Linked DNA regions of Homo sapiens: region 1 is linked to region 2. A link is a loop called in an ENCODE intact Hi-C map of the cell type or tissue named here. Cell type or tissue: Caco-2. All regions are shown on one strand. Links, peaks and the distances in the headings refer to the core of each region. The heading gives the core; the rest is flanking DNA. Region 1 overlaps LOC102723516 (a long non-coding RNA gene). Region 2 has its middle 77 kb from the start of SEC23A-AS1.

What was found. A loop is a pair of places that touch in the nucleus more often than their neighbours do. Peaks named below come from ENCODE experiments on the same cell type or tissue, not always from the same donor. Only the 100,000 strongest peaks of a DNase experiment are listed, where the experiment ranks them.
Region 1: a loop joins it to region 2, with 3 times the contacts of the local background. A loop is called at or near these places in 2 of 110 quality-filtered maps.

What each region holds. Positions count from the first base shown.
Region 1 is chr14:38,959,253-38,970,047 of GRCh38, reverse strand. The region is part of intron 2 of LOC102723516 (a long non-coding RNA gene); the gene reads right to left. Among named protein-coding and RNA genes, the nearest start is that of LINC00639, 48 kb to the right of the region's middle. In Caco-2, for the core only: no CTCF peak of the experiment used is centred there; a DNase peak (open chromatin) is centred at 5,237.
Region 2 is chr14:39,020,264-39,031,058 of GRCh38, reverse strand. No RefSeq gene overlaps it. Among named protein-coding and RNA genes, the nearest start is that of SEC23A-AS1, 77 kb to the left of the region's middle. RefSeq lists a silencer at 4,480-4,774. In Caco-2, for the core only: no CTCF peak of the experiment used is centred there; DNase peaks (open chromatin) are centred at 5,008 and 6,858.

The DNA of each region.
Region 1 (10,795 bases), core at 1,761-9,760, 62 kb after region 2:
GGTTATTCTTTCTTGGTCTCCCTTGTTACTCCTGGTTTATTAACACTGGATATTCCAGACCTTAGTCCTTGGATCTCACCTTTATTTGTTCCCACTCCATTGATATCTCATCCAGTCTCATGGATTTAAATAGTATAATTAAGCTGGCAACTCCCAAGTTATATTTCCTCTTCTGGAATTGTTTAGGGATCTCCAAATTTGTTCATTCAACTGTTTACTTGACAAATTACTTGGCTATATATTTAAAAATCCCTTAACATGTGTGAAACCAAACTGTGATTTTTCTTAAAGTTATCATACCATTTGCTTTTATGCAAATTAGAAAAATACTTCTCATCCTTTCGGCAGATGCTGCCTGTGGAGGGTGAACAGCTTGCCTGGATGCTTGGGTGCGGGCATTTGCAGCTTCCCTCATCTTCCCCTTCAAATGCCTCCTCCCATTGTCTTCCATTTCAGTTGCTAGCAGTTCCAGCCTTCCTATCATTCAACTCAAATATTTTGGAGTCATCCTTGAGGTCATTTTTCTTTCCAGTCGTATCTAATTAATCAATAAGCCCCGACAGGTAGTTAGGTTGGATAAGAGGAAAGAGAATTCCAGCTAAAGGAACAGCACACAGGTAGGGAGGCCAAAGAGCACATCACATGTTTGAGGAGGCAGTGTAGCTCTTCAGCCTTGCTACCTTTTTATTTTTATTTTATTTTATTTTATTATACTTTAAGTTCAGGGTACATGTGCACAACGTGCAGGTTTGTTACATATGTATACATGTGCCATGTTGGTGTGCTGCACCCATTAACTCCTCATTTACATTAGGTATATCTCCTAATGCTTTCCCTCCCCACTCCCCCCACCCCACAACAGGCCCCGGTGTGTGATGTTCCCCTTCCTGTGTCCATGTGTTCTCATTGTTCAGTTCCCACCTATGAGTGAGAACATGCGATGTTTGTTTTTTTGTTCTTGCGATAGTTTGCTGAGAATGATGGTTTCCAGTTTCATACATGTCCCTACAAAGGACATGAACTCATCATTTTTTATGGCTGCATAGTATTCCATGGTGTATATGTGCCACATTTTCTTAATCCAGTCTATTGTTGTTGGACATTTGGGTTGGTTCCAAGTCTTTGCTATTGTGAATAGTGCTGCAATAAACATACATGTGCATGTGCCTTTATAGCAGCATGATTTATAATCCTCTGGGTATATACCCAGTAATGGGATGGCTGGGTCAAATGGTATTTCTAGTTCTAGATCCCTGAGGAATCACCACACTGTCTTCCACAATGGTTCAACTAGTTTACAGTCCCACCAACAGTGTAGAAGTGTTCCTATTTCTCCACATCCTCTCCAGCACCTGTTGTTTCCTGACTTTTTAATGATTGCCATTCTAACTGGTGTGAGATGGTATCTCATTGTGGTTTTGATTTGCATTTCTCTGATGGCCAGTGATGATGAACATTTTTTCATGTGTCTATTGACTGCATAAATATCTTCTTTTGAGAAGTGTCTGTTCATATCCTTTGCCCACTTGTTGATGGGGTTGTTTTTTTCCTGTAAATTTGTTTGAGTTCTTTGTAGATTCTGGATATTAGCCCTTTGTCAGATGAGTAGATTGCAAAAATTTTCTCCCATTCTCTAGGTTGCCTGTTCACTCTGATGGTAGTTTCTTTTTCTGTGCAGAAGCTCTTTAGTTTAATTAGATCCCATTTGTCAATTTTGGCTTTTGTTGCCATTGCTTTTGGTGTTTTAGACATGAAGTCCTTGCCCGTGCTTATGTCCTGAATGGTATTGCCTAGGTTTTCTTCTAGGGTTTTTATGGTTTTAGGTCTTATGTTTAAATCTTTAATGCATCTTGAGTTGATTTTTGTATAAGGTGTAGGGAAGGGGTCCAGTTTCAGTTTTTTACATAGGGCTAGCCAGTTTTCCCAGCACCATTTATTAAATAGGGAAGCCTTTCCCCGTTGCTTGTTTTTCTCAGGTTTGTCAAAGATCAGATGGTTGTAGATGTGTGGTATTATTTCTGAGGGCTCTGTTCTGTTCCATTGGTCTATATCTCTGTTTTGGTACCAATACCATGCTGTTTTGGTTACTGTAGCCTTGTAGTATAGTTTGAAGTCAGGTAGTGTGATGCCTCCAGCTTTGTTCTTTTGGCTTAGGATTGTCTTGGCAATGTGGGCTCTTTTTTGGTTCCATATGAACTTTAAAGTAGTTTTTTCCAATTCTGTGAAGAAAGTCATTGGTACCTTGATGGGGATGGCATTGAATCTATAAATTACTTTGGGCAGTATGGCCATTTTCATGATATTGATTCTTCTTACCCATGAGCATGGAATGTTCTTCCATTTGTTTGTATCCTCTTTTATTACATTGAGCAGTGGTTTGTAGTTCTCCTTGAAGAGGTCCTTCACATCCCTTGTAAGTTGGATTCCTAGGTATTTTATTCTCTTTGAAGCAATTGTGAATGGGAGTTCACTCATGATTTGGCTCTCTGTTTGTCTGTTATTGGTGTATAAGAATGCTTGTGATTTTTGCACGTTGATTTTGTATCCTGAGATTGCTGAAGTTGCTTATCAACTGAAGGAGATTTTGGGCTGAGACAATGGGGTTTTCTAAATATACAGTCATGTCATCTGCAAACAAGGACAATTTGACTTCCTCTTTTCCTAATTGAATACCCTTTATTTCTCTCTCCTGACTGATTGCCCTGGCCAGAACTTCCAACACTATGTTGAATAGGAGTGGTGAGAGAGGGCATCCCTGTCTTGTGCCAGTTTTCAAAGGGAATGCTTCCAGTTTTTGCCCATTCGGTATGATATTGGCTGTGGGTTTGTCATAAATAGCTCTTATTATTTTGAGATACGTCCCATCACTACCTAATTTATTGAGAGTTTTTAGTATGAAGGGCTGTTGAATTTTGTCAAAGGCATTTTCTGCATGTATTGAGATAATCATGTGGTTTTTGTCTTTGGTTCTGTTTATATGCTGGATTACGTTTATTGATTTGTGTATGTTGAACCAGCCTTGCATCCCAGGGATGAAGCCCACTTGATCATGGTGGATAGGCTTTTTGATGTGCTGCTGGATTCGGTTTGCCAGTATTTTATTGAGGATTTTTGCATCGATGTTCATCAGGGATATTGGTCTAAAATTCTCTTTTTTTGTTGTGTCTCTGCCAGGCTTTGGTATCAGGATGATGCTGGCCTCATAAAATGAGTTAGGGAGGATTCCCTCTTTTTCTATTGATTGGAATACTTTCAGAAGGAATGGTACCAGCTCCTCCTTGTACCTCTGGTCAGCCTTGCTACCTTTTTCATGCTGTCTTTTGCCCATAAGCGTCTTTCTTTCAATCCTTCACAGCCCAGTGCATCTTTTACAGCCCAGCTCAAATAGTACCCATTTTGTTGACATTTCTTTATTGCTGTTTTTGTACCAAACTATTATTTATTTACTTATTTATTTATTTATTTTTTAGACGAAGTCTTACCCTGTCGCCCAGGCTGGAGTGCAGTGGCTCGATCTCAGCTCACTGCAACCTCTGCCTTCTGGTTCAAGAGATTCTCCTGCCTCAGCCTCCTGAGTAGCTGGGATTACAGGCTCCCACCACCACACCCAGCTAATTTTTGTATTTTTGTATTTTAGTGAAACCCTTGGGGTTTCACCATGTTGGCCAGGCTGGTCTCGAACTCCTGAGCTCTAGTGATCCACCCGCTTCGGCCTCCCAAAGTGCTGGGATTACAGGAGTGAGCCACCGTGCCTGGCCCGAACTATTCTTTTTACTACTTGTCAATATTTGTAATAGTTGGCTTTTGCCCTAATTTTCTCATCTGTATGGTGATATTACTACTACCTAACTCACAGAGTTTATATGGGACTAAGTTGAGATAATGATTGGAAAGAACTTAGGACAGTGCATGGCACATGGTAAATATTTTTAAAAGTTACTTTTTTTTTTTTTGATAATGCTGATGGTGTTACTCTCTTCACAGTAGATTGTGTGCTTTTGGGGGGTGAGTGAGTTTACCTGATTATCTTTGAATATCCAGCATTTAACATAGTGTTTATTGAAGAAGTTGGCTCATAGGATGTCGATGTAGTTGAGTAGACATAGATACATGGAGGTAGCAGTGGTACATTGGAAAAAATGCTGAATTTAGAAGACTTATTGGTGAAGCTCTGGCTCAGACTTTACCAGTTGCATGACCGCTTGGGCAAGCCACTTCACCTTTTTGAACTTTAGTTTCTTTGGCGGAAATTAGAGATGATACCTTTGGGTAATATTATAAACATCATATATGAGATAACATATATGAAATTACTTGGATCTCAGCACTTTGGGAGGCTGAGGCGGGCGGATCATGTGAGGTCGGGAGTTTGAGACCAGCCTGACCAACATGGCAAAACCCCGTCTCTACTAAAAATACAAAATTAGCCAGGCATGGTGGCGCATGCCTGTAATCCCAGCTACTCAGGAGGCTAAGGCAGGAGAATTGCTTGAACCAGGGAGGCGGAGGTTGCAGTGATCCGAGATCACTTCATTGCACTCCAGCTTGGCAACAGAGCGAAACTCCATCTCAAAAAAAAAAAAAAAAAAAAAAAGAAAGTACTTGGTAACTTATACCTCATGATGTGAATTAAGGTTATTTGGTATTATGGTTTGTAATTCAAGGTAATTTTTATTAAAATTACAAAGCAATGAGACTTACTGTAAGTTTTATAAGAATATTAGTCCTGCTGTTTTACACTTATCTCTGTTATATGTGTATATGGATCTCTTTACCCTTTGTGTGGGAAGGTGATGTATTACTTATGATTACTTTTTGCACATGTAATGGGGGCTGCAAGAACATTTCCACGCTCTGCTCTGAGAAGGGTTATCTTATGGCTTGCTCGAGTCATCACAATTGTGGTCTGTTGATCTTTGCAACATGGACTATTAGTCTTCTTCTGCCTTAGAAAATCAGTCTGTGAAAGATAATGTAGGTTAAATGCAATCAAACATTAGTTTGAATGTAACTTGTAGAATTAAATTTAAAAAACCCAGTTATTAGACAGTAAATAGTTGTTTTCACAATAAATTGGGATGGATAAAATTTACACCCATACTAAAAACCTTGACAATTGAATAAGTTTCTTTCAGAAGCATTTTTATCAAGCAGTTTGTGTACATTGATGAGTGGTCATCTTGAAATCTTAGTCAAATAGAACTAATCCCTCCCACATTCCTCAGTACTGTGGGCTGGTCTGCCTGCACTGACATTTTTTCAGCAAACCTCAGCTCTTAGTTCTACTGCAGTCCTTGAACTGAGAGAAGCTGCTCAATCAAAATTTATTCTTGCTTGTGAAGCTGTGTTTTATCCCATTTGTTAAGGGTTTCTTATGTCTTCTAAGAGTACATAAAGAACTCTTTGTATTCTGCTGTTATCCATTTAAACCCAGCCACTTTAAAATGTGATAAACCTCATTTCTATATTGTAGTATTGATAACATTTCAGGCCCTGGATGAGGGTGATCTGTCTCATCATTTAGTGTTTGGCAATGTTGATGAAACTGTTCAAGGAGCCCTGTGAGATGGCAGTGGCAGTTGCAGATCTCACAGTCACACTATCATTTGTACATAATGGGCTTGGTCTGAAGGATGTAATCCAAACCTGACTACTTTGCAACTCTATTCGATATTTTATTGCTTTTAAACCTACTTTGAGATTGACTGCAGCTATGGCAGTCTCAAGAACATCTCAGTGCTGTAGAATAACTCTTAGTTGAGATTCATTCATTTCTTCATTTACCCATGAAGAAATAGAATGTTCTCTGCTCACTTAATGTAAGTAAGAAAATGATACCTAGTATAACTCAATATATATTTTTATATTTAAACAGTTGAGCCAAGTTCTCATGTGCTCTGAATAATTCAAGTTAGTGACTGAGGAAAACAATATGATACTCAATTTCTATTTATATGAATAGTTCATGGTGTGTGTGTGTGTGTGTGTGTGTGTGTGTGTGTGTGTATGATCTTTTTCCTGGGTCAATGGAGACCACTGTCTCAATTGTGTAAGAGGAAAATCAGGACAGTCAGTAAGGAAAACCCTTGGTTTATCTTTCCAAATTTTATCCCAACACAAGTGTAATGGGAAAGGTATGCTTTCTGTGCCATTGGAGCACAAAGGATAGCCTGGAAATCTTCCGAAAGTAGGTGGTGGCTGACCCTAAGTCTTGAAGAAAGAGTGAGAATCAACTGGATGCAGAAGATGGAGGATGATTCTGCTGGCTGAGAGATCAGTGTATAGAAAGAAACAGCAGGGAATATAACATGTAACTGAGGAAATTGGATTTGGTATGATGGGATCAAAAAGAGAATGTAGGGGAGTGGTGGAAATGAGCCTAGGCCTGCAATTGGGAAAAATAATTAAGTTGTTGCTATTATTGTTGTCATCACTACCACCAATCACATCATCATCCACTTTTTGACCCCACTCTCACACCCACCATCATTGTTATCATTGTCCTGGAAAGTAGCATCCTGGCTCAATAAAGGAAGTAGCAGAAAGGGAAATGTTGGGGCTGTCTAATCTACAGAACTGGGAGGCTAATTTGATATGGGGTGAGTTAAACTCAGATGGGTTGTTGTGTTCAGGCTGCCTGTGGGACATCCAAGAGATGCCAAGCAAGGCTCTGGGCATACAGGAGTCAAACTCCACAGGAGGCTGGGCTGCAGATGCACTTTGGGATTGCTGGAATAAAAGTGCAACTTCATAGGTGAAGCTGTCATTGTTTGTTTGCAAAGAATACAGGAGATGAAGTCAGGGAAGAGAGCAAACTCTACTTTTAGGGGGCTTGAAAAATGTTAATTCATGTTGTGGGAAAGGAAAAAGGGAATGTGTATTAGTCCATCCTCACATTGCTATAAAGACATACCTGAGAATGGCTAATTTATGAGAAAAGAAGTTTAATTGGCTCATGGTTCTGCAAGCTTTATAGGAAGCATGGTGCCAAGGTCTGCTTGGCTTCTGGGGAAGCTTCAGGAAACTTACAATCATGGCAGAAGGTAAAAGGGGGCAGGCACGTCATATGGCAAAAGCAGGAGCAAGACAGTGACGGAGGAAGTGCTATGTATTTTTAAATGACCAGATCTCATGAGAAGTCACTATCACTACAGTACCAAGCCATGAGGGATCCACTCTTATGACCCAATCACCTCCCACCAGGTCTCACCTTCAACATTGGGGGTTACATTTCAATATGAGCTTTGAGTTGGGATACACATCAAACTATATCAGAGAGTTCAAGAAGAGGGAAAAAAGGCATTGAAGGGAAATGACGAAATGTCAGTAGCAGAAAGAGGGAGAGAATTCATTTATTCTCATCTATTGAGTGGCTACTATGTATCACTGAGGTAGGCAAAGAAGATATAGGAGTGAGTGACCACGACACAGAAGACTGTCTAGGTGTAGTGGGCCATGCAAGATGAATATAACAGTTTTTGTTGTTAAAAAACTTATAATACTTAGTGGAGGGAGACACATAAGCAACTAATAAGAAACAACATGGAGGAGAATGCAATAATTTCCACAGTAGGAATAGATTATTCCCAACTGGGATTCTGGGACTGGGGAAGGCTTCTTGGAAAAGAATGCTTGGATGAAATCTGGACACCTCAGTGGATCATCTCTCAGTGGAGAAGAGAGAAATGCTTTCTGGGCTCGTTGTAGTGCATAAGTGTTATGAACTGAATTGTGTGTCACCTTCCCCAAGTTCATATGTTGAAGGTCTGACCCCCAATGTAACTATTTGGAGATAAGGCCTTTAAGGAGGGCCTATGAATCGCCATAATCTGAAAAGATTGATATCTTTATAAGAAGAAGAGACACCAGAACTCTCTGCCTCCATGCATGCACAGAGAAAAGGTCATATGAAGACACAGTGAGAAGCTGGCCATCTGCCAGCCAGGAAGACAGCCATTATCAGAAACCAAATTTTTCAGCATGTTGATCTTGGACTTTTTGTCTCCAGAACTGTGGGAAAATAAACTTTTGTTGTTTAAGCCTCCCAGCCCATGGTATTTTGTTATGACAGCCCCAGTCGAATAATATGATGATCAAAGGCACAAAGTTGCGTGGTGTATTTGGGGACAGATGAGTTTCTCCATGAGTCTGGAGACAAGGCACGTGAGGGGATGTGGTGGGAGATAAGTGAGAGAGGGACATTTTTTGAGTAGCTGTGAATGATCATGAAGGAAATGACCATTTGGTGTAGTACCTCTTGGGTTATAAATACTGGCCAAAGTGCCTTCTAAGCAAAAGGAGCAGAAGTGGAAAAACACTTGGGCTCCTTAAGGAGGGTGAGAGCTAATGATCTAAATAGATTTATGTCACAAAGTCAGTTGGGGTAGTCACCTCCCTTATAATGAAGACCTGAAAAATTAAGATTCAAGTAAAACATGAAACATTTCCCACATTCACCGATGGACAATATCTGTTGCCATATAGGCATTAGATATGATAGTTTCATTATGTGATTTTTGGCTCCTTTGTTAGCAGTGTTAGAAAATCAGCTTGGGGGTAACAATCAGAGCACCACCCTGGTGGCTATATTCATTAATCTTGTAATTTATTGTCAGTGAGTGCAATGCTCGCACAGACATCTTTGATGAACTATTGTGAAAACATTCCTTTTTCATCTTGTTGAAACTGCAGGCTTCACTGTTGATGCACTGGCTGATTAATGCCTTTCTGGGCCAAGCCAAAGTCATGTACAATGCAGCCAGCTTTCCTTTGAATAATCAACTCTCATTTAGAAGGAAATGGAAAGTTGTTTCAAATTAAACACTAAAAAGAAAGTAGTGACAGATGTTTAATTGGTTGCTTTCTTGTCCCTTCTTAATGTGTGAGATGCCCTCATGAGAGAGGTTAGAGCAGACAGATTAAGTGGAGAAAGCCACTTAACTATCCTCTGCCCTCATGACCAAGAGAGTATTCATTCCTCATTTTCTTTTTGATATATTCCTGTTTGTTACAATTTTTTAGTATCTGATTGTGGAAAAGGAATTACTACCCCCATATATTTGTCAGTGGTTGGAAAGACAGTGTTGAGTGAGCCTGATACTCATTCACCACACACGAAGCTTGGCTCAGTCCTCAGAAGTTCAAAGAACTTGTCTGTTCTTCTGAATACCTCAGACCAAGGGCTATCATGAACATGTAAGTGTTCAGGCACCCACCAGTGAATTTCTCTTCTGTAGTGTTCATTGAGACTGTCACAGGTTCCCTTCCTGTTTTTACCTTCCATTTCTGACCTAAATCCCCCTCTGAAACTCACCTGTCTGGCTGTGACCTGTGGACATGACTTGTTGTTTGCCCTCTGACTTTGTGCAACGATTGCTACTAGTAAAGAGATGCTCTGATCTTCTGTCCTATTTCTGGAGGGACCTGATTGGAAGTTTGAACATTCTGAAGGTCCCCCAAAGGGTCTGCTGATGAGATCACATATATAAAGTATTGAGCATAGAATCCGGCACTAAGTAGGCTTTTAGTAAATGTTAGTTCCTTGCTACTTTCCTACCTTTAGCATCTTCAGATGTCAGATGAAGGATATGATGGTGGAGGAAATTTGAGAGTTTTAGACTGTTTGCTAGATGGAATCAGAATTGAAAACGAGGAAGATTTTGGAGCATGGAGCAACTATTTTCCCTTCTCTTTTGATCCATCGTAAGGTCTGGTATCAGGTTAGCCCTTCCTCCTATGGTGGCTGCTGAGGTTGGAAAATGAGTTCAAATTCAAACTCACCAGCTGTGTGATCTTGAGAAAACTGCATAATGCCTCTGTGCCTCATTTGTAAAATGGACATAACAGTATCTCACTGAGAATTATTGGGAGCAATAAAAGAATCACATAAAGCACCTAGAAACAGAGCCTGGTGGCTAAAAAGTGCTCAATAAAATTAGCCATTAATATTCCTACTGTGATTTTCTTGTATAAAAAGTGCCTGACACATAGCAATGTTAGTTCTTACTATTATCACTATCATTATTATTATTTCCCATATTGGTCATTTTCTATGGATAGTGAAATAGACTCAGGGGTACAGTTTTGTGTATTATTAGCCTGTGTTTAAATGGCTCATACACTTATTCATATATACTTACTAGATCAATTAGAAAATGCAAAGTTACTCTTATTTGAGCTTTTATTTTTGGCGTATTTTTTCAGAACCAACAGAAGCTGTCTCTGAGAGAGGTGAAGCCACTTATCTCTTTGCAGCTGTGCACTGAGACTTGGCAGGCAGTATCTAACAGGCCCTTGAATGAGACAAATCTTGTATCAGAGTCACATTTACAACATGGTGCCTTGACTACTGATGCCTTGGACTGACTCACTTGTCTCCCCAGGCTTTACATCTTTTACTTGCTGGGACCTCTACTACTTGCTTCCTCTTACCTGTGAATTATCTACATGGATTATTGTATTCTTGCCTCTTTCTCATTGTGGTTAATTGATTCCTGGCTCTTGACTGTTAGTAATCTCATTCTTTTTCCCATTCCTGGGTTTGAGTAATTACATAGTGCTCAGCTTGCTAACCTGGAGCTGGCCTGTCTTTCCTGACTTCTGATTCCTTTCTGGTCTCATATTATTGACAGCCTCCTCCATCTAAAATTTTTCTTTTTTTGAGAGATGGGATCTTGCTGTGTTGCCAGGGCTGGTCTTAAACTCCTGACCTCAAGTAACCCTCCTGCTTCAGCATCCCAAAATGTTGCAATTACTGGCATGAGCCACTGCACCTGGCCAGCCTTCTCAGTCCAAA
Region 2 (10,795 bases), core at 901-8,900:
TTTTGTGTATAATGTGTCTATTTCTAAATTATTATCTACCTACATAGACTGTTGAATGTTTAGCCCTGTCTTAGTTCTTTTGCGCTGCTAGAACAAAATACCCTAGACTGGGTAATTTATAAACAATGGAAATTTATTTCTCACAGTTCTGGAGGCTGGGAAGTCCACAATCAAGGTGCACCATAGAGTTGGTGTGTGGTGATGGCTCTCTGCTTTGTAGGTGGCACCTTCTATGCGTCCTCACATGGAGAAAGGGAGGGAGGTGAACAAGCTTCCACAGACACCTTTTGTAAAAGCAGTAACCCCATTCATGAGGATGTACCCCTCATGCTCTAGTCACTTCCTGAAGGCCCCACTGATCTGGGAGGGAGGCAGAGAAGTGCCAGGAAGGGAAGGGCGTGGTCCTTGGCTAGGGCTTCACCCTCAGGCCTGTGCCTACAGACCTAGGTGAAGACTAGCATTTCTGTTTTCCTGCCCAAATGTTGCATTTCCCAAGACCACTGTGGCCCACCATGCCCCCATCCTGTGCTTTTAAGAACCCCAAGACCCTAGCGGGCACAACACATGCAGCTGGATATCAAGAGGAATGCATTGGCGGAAGAACACAAAAGCAGCAGGACGTCGAGAGGGGCATGCCGGCAAAGAGCACACCGGGAGACTCCAGTAGACACCGGCAGGCCAACCAGTGGAACGACACAGAGTTTGGCTGGGGTGGCCGGAGGAGGGCCCGGGCTGCTGAGCTGCCTGACTCCAGGGGAAAACCACCTCCCCACTCCATCTCCCTTCTGGCTCCCCATCCATCTGCTGAGAACTTCCACCCAATAAAACCTTGCACCCATTCCCCAAGCCCACGTGGGATCCGATTCTTCCCGTACACCAAGGTAAGAAACCCTGGGATACAGAAAGCCCTCTGTCCTTGAGATAAGGCAGGAGATCTAATTGAGCTGACACAAACTGCCTACAGATGCCTAAAGTGAAAGAGCGTACTGTAACACACGCTGGGTTTCAGCTGTGAACATTCACCCCTGAACACTGCTGTGGGGTCGGAGTCCCACAGCCTGCCTGTCTGCGTGCTCCTCCTTGAGGTTGGAGCATTGGGGAACTGAGGAAGCCAGCCACACCCCCATCGTACACCCTGCCAGGGGGATAAGGGGACTTTTCCCGTTTCACCACCTCTTAAATGTCTACTGGAGATTAGGTTTCAACATAGGAACTTTGAGGGAATCAAACATTTAGACCACAGCACCCTTTTAAAGAACGTAGATGATATGGTTTGGATTTGTGTCCCTGCCCAAATCTCATGTCAAATTAGAGGAGAGGCCTGGTGGGAGGTGACTGGATCGTCGGGGCGGATTTCCCCCTTGGCTGTTCTCATAATATTGAGTTCTCGTGAGATCTGATTGTTTAAAAGTGTGTGGCACTTCCCCCTTTGCTCTCTCGCTCTCCTGCTCTGCCATGGTAAGACGTGCTTGCTTCCCCTTCACCTTCTGCCGTGACTGTAAGTTTCCTGAAGCCTCCCAGTCAAGCTTCCTGTTAAACCTGTGGAACTGTGAGTCGATTAAACCTCTTTTCTCCAAAAATTATCCAGTCTCAGGTAGTTCTTTATAGCAATGTGAAAACAGACTAATACAGCAGGACAGGTAAAGAATATTTGCTAAATTATTAGCAGCACTGAGAGGCTTTGGTATATTACCCGGAACTATTTTGGAATTCATTTTTGAACCTACTACCTCTATTGGCATAATCTCTAAAAATGATCTTAGACATCATCTGTGTACACAGATATTTTGGTGTAACAGGATAAATTTATTCTTTTATTGGCAGATTCCAAAACTGAGCTGACATTTCTCTATTTAGTTCCCCAGTTGATAGACTTCCCTCTCATATCCCCAGACTCAGAGACTGCATCTAATGAGTGTACTTAGTTGTCCAGTTCAGGCCAGAAACCAAAGAATCATTTTCAACTCTTACTCTCCTCAACATCTTTGGTAACCACGTTGTACAAATTCAACCTCTCTAGTATTTCCATAATCTGTTTCCAGTTCTCTATCCTACTGCTATTCTGCCTTCATTATATCTCACATGGTTTGGTGAAATACCCTCCTAACTAGCCTACTTTCTCCAGTCTCCTATTCTCTATCCCTCTTTTCAATTCACTTTACACACTGCAACAAGAGTGCTATTTCTGAATACAGGTCTCATTCAGTAATTGCCTTTTGCCCACCCAATAAAGTCCAGACACTTTGGCCTGGTAACATTGAATACTATATATCAGATCATACCCCAGTTCTCTCCTAGAAAAATGGTATAAAAGACACAGTTAAAAAGGTGTATTGGGGAGGGGTTCTAGTTGTACCCAAGCATTAATTTAGGTGTGGTATTTGGTATCTATATAGTGTCAAAAGCAAATGCATTCTTTACTGGCCACTACAAATTAAATTCCATGGCTTATTGCACTTGCTTTTATTTTAAATGAACATGGTATTTTTTCAGTTATTTTTAAACTGCTGACAAATTAGGATTATTTCCTTTCTTTATCTTTTATTAAATTAAAAAAAAATAGAGACGAGGTCTCCCTTTGTTGGCCAGGTTGGTTTTGAACTCTTGGCCTCAAGAAATCCTCCTGCCTCGGCCTTCCAAAGTGCTAGGATTACAGGGCATGAGACATCTCGCCCAGCTGTATATTATTTCCTTTCTAACATCCATTTTACATTTTTATTTTCATTTCCCATGTATCCAGTATACATGCATATGTATTTTTTGTGCTCTTCAAATGCTTGACTTGCATTCATCTTGATGATTTTATCAAGTTATTTTACAGATGTTTCTATTTTTCTTGTTTGCTTTTTAATAGTTTATGAAATTAAGTCTCCTTTCTTCTGTTTATTCTTCCTCCTTTGTTTATCTATTGAAACAACTGCTGTTCTAGGCGTAATGTATTATTATTCAGTGAATAGAATAATATTAAGGTATGCAACACTGAAGTTACATTACTAAATATTTTTGATTTTTTTTTCTTCCCTACCTATGGATTATACTGACCAGCATCTTCTGTTGCTTTTCTTTGAGACTCGGTTTTTTTTTCTATATGTCTTTTCTTACATTTTGTTATTGCCTACCTTTTTCTACATTTTCTGTGTACTAATTTTTAAGGAGCAATTTTAAAGCTCAGTATTTTACTCTACATTGTTCAAGCCTGATTTGTACTGTTTGCAAATATTTTGGTCTCCGATTAATCTTATCTAAAACTTCACAGCGGGAAAAACTTAAATTGCACCACTGATGGAATGATATGTTTTTTTGGTTAGTCCTTTAGTTTTAAAAAACAGTTCAAAAAAAATGTAGTGCCATAGATATTCAAGACACAAACTGCAACTCTAAGAGAGGGGAAATTATTCAAAAATTGTTACTAACTTACTTTCTAAATGTAAGGGTATCCATGTATGTTCAGGACACATTGTATAACTGGGGGTTCTCTGAATTAAGTTCCATGTAGAACACAATGTTTATTGAAAGATAACTTATAAAAATGTACTAATCAGACGGTTACACACACATTATTAAAACTCAGGGAGTAACTACAGCAATTGTATAGATCGTAGACCAATAAAAGTTTTTTCAGGTTGGAGTATTTTATTACTGCATTTGTTTATAATTGCTGGCATGGGGTGATAATACAATTCAAACCTACTGCTCTATCCTTGTTAAATCGTTAGGAAACCAATCAATCAGGTTTGATTTACTCATAAGTTGAGAAATTTCAATGAAAATCATAATACGTTTAGAACTGAACAGTAAAAATATGCCAAAATTTGTATTGAAAAGGGATTATTACACAGAAATAAGTTGTTTTAAATGCAACTGGAGAAAGAATTGAAAAGAAGTAAATGTTGCATTCAACCCAAGAAAACAGCAAAGGAGAACAAATAAATCTAAAGAAAGAAAGGGAAAGGAGATAATGATAAAGTCAGAATTTTTCTTTTTCTGTTTTTTTGTTTTTTTGTTTGTTTTTTTTTAGAGACAGGATCTTGCTGTAGTGCTCAGGCTCGTCTCAATCTCCTGGCCTCAAGTGATCCTTCTGTCTTAGCCTTCTGAATAGCCAGGATTACATGTGCAAGCCACCGTGCCTGGCTTAAAATCAGAATTTTAATGAGATGAGCAAAACGAATCAATGGAGTCGTTCATAAAAGCAAAAAAGTGATAGTTTGAAAGTATTAATCCATTTCTAAAGCTAAGAAGAAAATTGAATATCAATTCTTCTGATAAGTGTAAAATACATGTGTTTTTTTTTTATGTTAGTCTTAAAAATTATTCAAAGTTTTTTGCCCAGGCCAATTAAGAAGCATAATTGCTTAGTTATTTAATGATCAAGATCCATCTACTTTTCCTCTAATGAATTTCAAGTGAGACTTGATGTAACAATCATCATACATTCACCACTCATGAATACAGTTTGGGAAACTGGACTTTCGGAGTTAAAAGGGTCAATTGAAATTGTTAAGTCCTATCTCTTTACCCAATTCATTCAAGGATCCCTTCACAATATCACTGTTGGTCACCTGACCTCTGTAAAATACCTTCAGTGATAAGTCAAACAACACAGCTGTAAGTTGCTGAATGCTGTGAGTGACTTTTACCTTTAGAGAAAAGAATGTTGCTGAGTTAGGAAGGATTTGTATATGACATACCAAAGTCAACTTTGACCAGAATTTTATGGGGAAATACTTAACTCCATTTTACACAATAACACAATCTGAGGGGCTATTAGCTTTCACCTAAAAGGCCATCTGGCAGTCTTTGATACTGTCATTAAAAGAAAGTGGGTAGACAGTTATGTAGCAGGTGTTTGCCAATTAGAAGAATGCTCCCAAGCAGGACATCGTGGACACACTCTCCACAGAACTGTATATTTTCCAACTGCAATAACTGTGTATTTAAGTGAAGAAAAGTACATTGTAGAGCTTGGTGTTATGAGTCTGTTTCCTGTGGAAAGTGTGGCCTGCTGTGCTGGGGAAGCTGCTGTTTTCTCTTCTGGTCAAGATCTTGCTCAACTGCCTTAACAGGGTACAGGGTGAAGCATCCACAGAATGATCCTGTGTGTACATTTAACCTGTTCTGGGGACGGCACTGTTTGTTTTGGCAAAATAGGAAAATTGACAAAATCAACAATTTTTGTAGAGATTAGAACTTTTTCTAAGAATAACAAATCTGAAGATTACTTATGAGTAGCAGTAAAGATGTCACTTTGAAGTGATAAGTATACTGAATAAAGAACCTCCAATAAGGAAGGATCACATTTCACTTTATTTAGTGGCTTAGAGCCTTTTCTTCAAGGCAATTTAAAAGTAAATCTGCAGAGGTTTAAAAATTAATCTTTATCAAATCCTTGTGAGATGCTAATAGGTTAGGTATTCTGCATGTTTGAAAACATTTGTAAAGAAGAGATGAAAGAATCACAGAGCAGTGCTTCTCAAACTTGAACATGAATCCTCAAGGAATAATGATAAAATGCAGATTTCCATCGAGTAGGTCTGAGGCGTTGCATTCTAACAAGCTCTCAGGTGATATCAGTGCTGCTGCTGTGGCAGGCAGACCACAATGTAAATGGCAATGTCAGCTAAGAGCAGCGTTGTCATGTTTTGGGATTCCCATAGGAAGAAGTCCAGCAGTCACTTGGAAATGTGCATTTTGGACTCAGGAGACTCAGTTTTGGGAGCCATAGCATGGAATAATAGCTGAAGTTATGAGAATAGATGAAATTGCTCTTCTTTAATTATTTACTAAATACTAATAAGGTAGTTAGGGAGCACAGTCAGACACAATCCTTCTTTGTCGAGCACAGATTATGCCATCCTGTATGGTCTCCTGCAATGTTTAATTCTAAAATTCTATTTTTAATGAGAACATTAAGCCTATTGATTTATCAAGTATATCTTTTTCAGCAAGGAGTATTTCTATTAAAAAGGCCATCAGGTTGCTGAAATATTAATGGTAGTACAAGATCATGTAACTGAAGAGAATGTTATCATTGAATTCAGGGTTTTGATGAAAACCCAGAGTTAGGTTCTTAATTTAATAGGGATGTTGAGAAAATAAGATTCTAAGTAATAAATTGTGAAATGGCTTGATTAATAATTGTCTTTTGGCCAGGCATGGTGGCTCAGTTTACTCCCAAAGTGTAATCCTAGCACTTTGGGAGGCCGAGGAGGGTGGATCGTTTGAGGTCAGGAGTTCGAGACCAGCCTGGCCAACGTGGTGAAACCCTGTCTCTACCAAAAATACAAAAATTAGCTGGGTGTGGTGGCGCATGCCTGTAATCCCGGATCCTCAGGAGGCTGAGGCAGGAGAATTGCTTGAACCCGGGAGACAGAGGTTGCAGTTAGTCGAGATCGTACCACTGCACTCTAGCCTGGGCAACAGAGTGAGACTCCATCTCAAAAAAAAAAAAGGTCTTTAATTATTTTAAGGAAGATATCTCCTACTTTTTAGGACCATAAAATACATTGCCAAGGCATGTTATGCAATGTTCTTAATTAGGTATGTTTGTTAATTGATTAGCTAACTATTACAGTATAGATAGACATCACTCTGCCTGGAGTTAGAGAAGTAAATGTGACAGTCTCTGAGCAGACTTTGGACCAACAGACTTCTATTTTTGTGTTTGTTATGTGGTGACTCTTCTTATCTTCTTGCATATTTACATTGGGCCTTTTAAATTATATTTACTTATTGAGTGCCATACACACTTCTGACATGGCTTGTTGTAAATGACTCTAATGATTATTTTCCATTTGGAGTCTAAAGTCCAGCATGGTTTCAGGGAGCTAATGTTTTATTATTGCAGGTTCTTTGGCAAGAACATTCAGTGCACCTGCTGTGCGTACTCAGCCTATATATACGGTGACAGCTACATCTGCTTCCCCATCTGCCCCTTTTGGTTTTAAGTTGGTATCATTAGCTATCTGTAACACTTAAGAATCTGCCTGTATCTGTTGAAGGAAACTAACTGGGTTAAAAATCCTCCCCTTTCTGCAGGACCTTCCACAAAATAATAGCTCTGTGGAGTGATTCGGGGATTTCTTATTATTAAATAGATTACTGAAGCTGTGATTGTCAAATAGAAACATGTTTAAACATGTCCAGAGCTTACTTTTATTTATTAAGAAGGATGTGATCACAAAATGTGTTTAATTATAATGTAGCTATGCTGTATGTTAAATTTGGATCTGTTCCCATAGCAGATAAGATCTGTTAATTAATAAAGTCTAAAGTTATCTGTACAGAGTAGAAAACCCTAATTCTTAACATTAGTATACTAGTCATGTCAATCAGCATGTCCACATCCTCCTGCTTGCATCTCTCTGCTGGACTAAGGAGCCAGCCTCCGTCTCTTCCTTAAGCAAAGGGGTGGGATCAAGTTTCCTAAGGGCACCTAATCCATAGACTGGTTGCTGAACCTATGAAATGACTTGATAGGAAAAAGTTTCCTTAGTAAGAATAATGATAATTAAGTAGACTAATTATACTCTCTTCCAGCCTCCCCAACTAATGGTAAAGACTCTAGCAGACTGATTTCGGGTCACTTTTATCTAATAGACTTAAAGGTCACTATAAGCCATAGACAAAACCCTGTTTAACAATGGCTAGGTCCTGTGCTAGGTGGAAACATGCACCACCTCATCTACTTTTCTCCGTGGTAATCTGTCTTTTTTTTTAAATATATTTTTTAAATTTTATTATTATTATACTTTAAGTTTTAGGGTACATGTGCACAACGTGTAGGTTTGTTACATATGTATACATGTGCCATGTTGGTGTGCTGCACCCATTAACTCGTCATTTAGCATTAGGTATATCTCCTAATGCTATTCTTCCCCCCTCCCCCCACCCCACAACAGTCCCCGGAGTGTGATGTTCCCCTTCCTGTGTCCATGTGTTCTCACTGTTCAATTCCCACCTATGAGTGAGAACATGCGGTATTTGGTTTTTTGTCCTTGCAATGGTTTGCTGAGAATGATGGTTTCCAATTTCATCCATGTCCCTACAAAGGACATGAACTCTTCATTTTTTATGGCCGCATAGTATTCCATGGTGTATATGTGCCAAATTTTCTTAATCAGTCTATCGTTGTTGGACATTTGGGTTGGTTCCAAGTCTTTGGTATTGTGAATAGTGCTGCAATAAACATACGTGTGCATGTGTCTTTATAGCAGCATGATTTATAATCCTTTGGGTATATACCCAGTAATGGGATGGCTGGGTCAAATGGTATTTCTGGTTCTAGATCCCTGAGGAATCGCCACACTGACTTCCACAATGGTTGAACTAGTTTACAGTCCCACCAACAGTGTAAAAGTGTTGCTATTTCTCCACATCCTCTCCAGCACCTGTTGTTTCCTGACTTTTTAATGATTGCCATTCTAACTGGTGTGAGATGGTATCTCATTATGGTTTTGATTTGCATTTCTCTGATGGCCAGTGATGATGAGCATGTTTTCATGTGTTTTTTGGCTGCATAAATGTCTTCTTTTGAGAAGTGTCTGTTCATATCCTTTGCCCACTTTTTGATGGGGTTGTTTTTTCTTGTAAATTTGTTTGAGTTCATTGTAGATTCTGGATATTAGCCCTTTGTCAGATGAGTAGGTTGCGAAAATTTTCTCCCATTTTGTAGGTTGCCTGTTCACTCTGATGGTAGTTTCTTTTTCTGTGCAGAAGCTCTTTAGTTTAATTAGATCCCATTTGTCAATTTTGGCTTTTGTTGCCATTGCTTTTGGTGTTTTAGACATGAAGTCCTTGCCCATGCCTATGTACTGAATGGTAATGCCTAGGTTTTCTTCTAGGGTTTTTATGGTTTTAGGTCTAACATTTAAGTCTTTAATCCATCTTGAATTAATTTTTGTATAAGGTGTAAGGAAGGGATCCAGTTTCAGCTTTCAGCTTTCTACATATGGCTAGCCAGGTTTCCCAGCACCATTTATTAAATAGGGAATCCTTTCCCCAGTTCTTGTTTTTGTCAGGTTTGTCAAAGATCAGATGGCTGTAGATATGCGGCATTATTTCTGAGGGCTCTGTTCTGTTCCATTGATCTATATCTCTGTTTTGGTACCAGTACCATGCTGTTTTGGTTACTGTAGCCGTGTAGTATAGTTTGAAGTTAGGTAGCGTGATGCCTCTGGCTTTGTTCTTTTGGCTTAGGATTGACTTGGCAATGCGGGCTCTTTTTTGGTTCCATATGAACTTTAAAGTAGTTTTTTCCAATTCTGTGAAGAAAGTCATTGGTAGCTTGATGGGGATGGCATTGAATCTATAAATTACCTTGGGCAGTATGGCCATTTTCACGATATTGATTCTTCCTACCCATGAGCATGGAATGTTCTTCCATTTGTTTGTATCCTCTTTTATTACATTGAGCAGTGGTTTGTAGTTCTCCTTGAAGAGGTCCTTCACATCCCTTGTAAGTTGGATTCCTAGGTATTCTATTCTCTTTGAAGCAAAAGTGAATGGGAGTTCACTCATGATTTGGCTCTCTGTTTGTCTGTTATTGGTGTATAAGAAAGCTTGTGATTTTTGTACATTGATTTTGTATCCTGAGACTTTGCTGAAGCTGCTTATCAGCTTAAGGAGATTTTGGGCTGAGACAATGGGGTTTTCTAGATATACAATCATGTCATCTGCAAACAGGGACAATTTGACTTCCTCTTTTCCTAATTGAATACCCTTTATTTCCTTCTCCTGCCTAATTGCCCTGGCCAGAACTTCCAACACTATGTTGAATAGGAGTAGTGAGAGAGGGCATCCCTGTCTTGTGCCAGTTTTCAAAGGGAATGCTTCCAGTTTTTGCCCATTCAGTATGATATTGGGTGTGGGTTTGTCATAGATAGCTCTTATTATTTTGAGATATGTCCCATCAATACCTAATTTATTGAGAGTTTTTAGCATGAAGGGCTGTTGAATTTTGTCAAAGGCCTTTTCTGCATGTATTGAGATAATCATGTGGTTTTTGTCTTTGGTTCTGTTTATATGCTGGATTACATTTATTGATTTGCGTATGTTGAACCAGCCTTGCATCCCAGGGATGAAGCCCACTTGATCATGGTGCATAAGCTTTTTGATGTGCTGCTGGATTCGGTTTGCCAGTATTTTATTGAGGATTTTTGCATCAATGTTCATCAAGGATATTGGTCTAAAATTCTATTTTTTGGTTGTGTCTCTGCCAGGCTTTGGTATCAGGATGATGCTGGCCTCATAAAATGAGTTAGGGAGGATTCCCTCTTTTTCTATTGATTGGAATAGTTTCAGAAGGAATGGTACCACCTCCTCCTTGTACCTCTGGTAGAGTTCGGCTGTGAATCCATCTGGTCCTGGACTTTTTTTGGTTGGTAAGCTATTGATTATTGCCACAATTTCAGAGCTTGTCATTGGTCTATTCAGAGATTCAACTTCTTCCTGGTTTAGTCTTGGGAGGGTGTATGTGTCGAGGAATTTATCCATTTCTTCTAGATTTTCTAGTTTATTTGTGTAGAGGTGTTTGTAGTATTCTCTGATGGTAGTTTGTATTTCTGTGGGATCGGTGGTGATATCCCCTTTATCATTTTTTATTGCGTCTATTTGATTCTTCTCTCTTTTCTTCTTTATTAGTCTTGGTAGTGGTCTATCGATTTTGTTGATCTTTTCAAAAAACCAGCTCCTGGACTCATTAATTTTTTGAAGGGCTTTTTGTGTCTCTATTTCCTTCAGTTCTGCTCTGATTTTAGTTATTTCTTGTCTTCTGCTAGCTTTTGAATGTGTTTGCTCT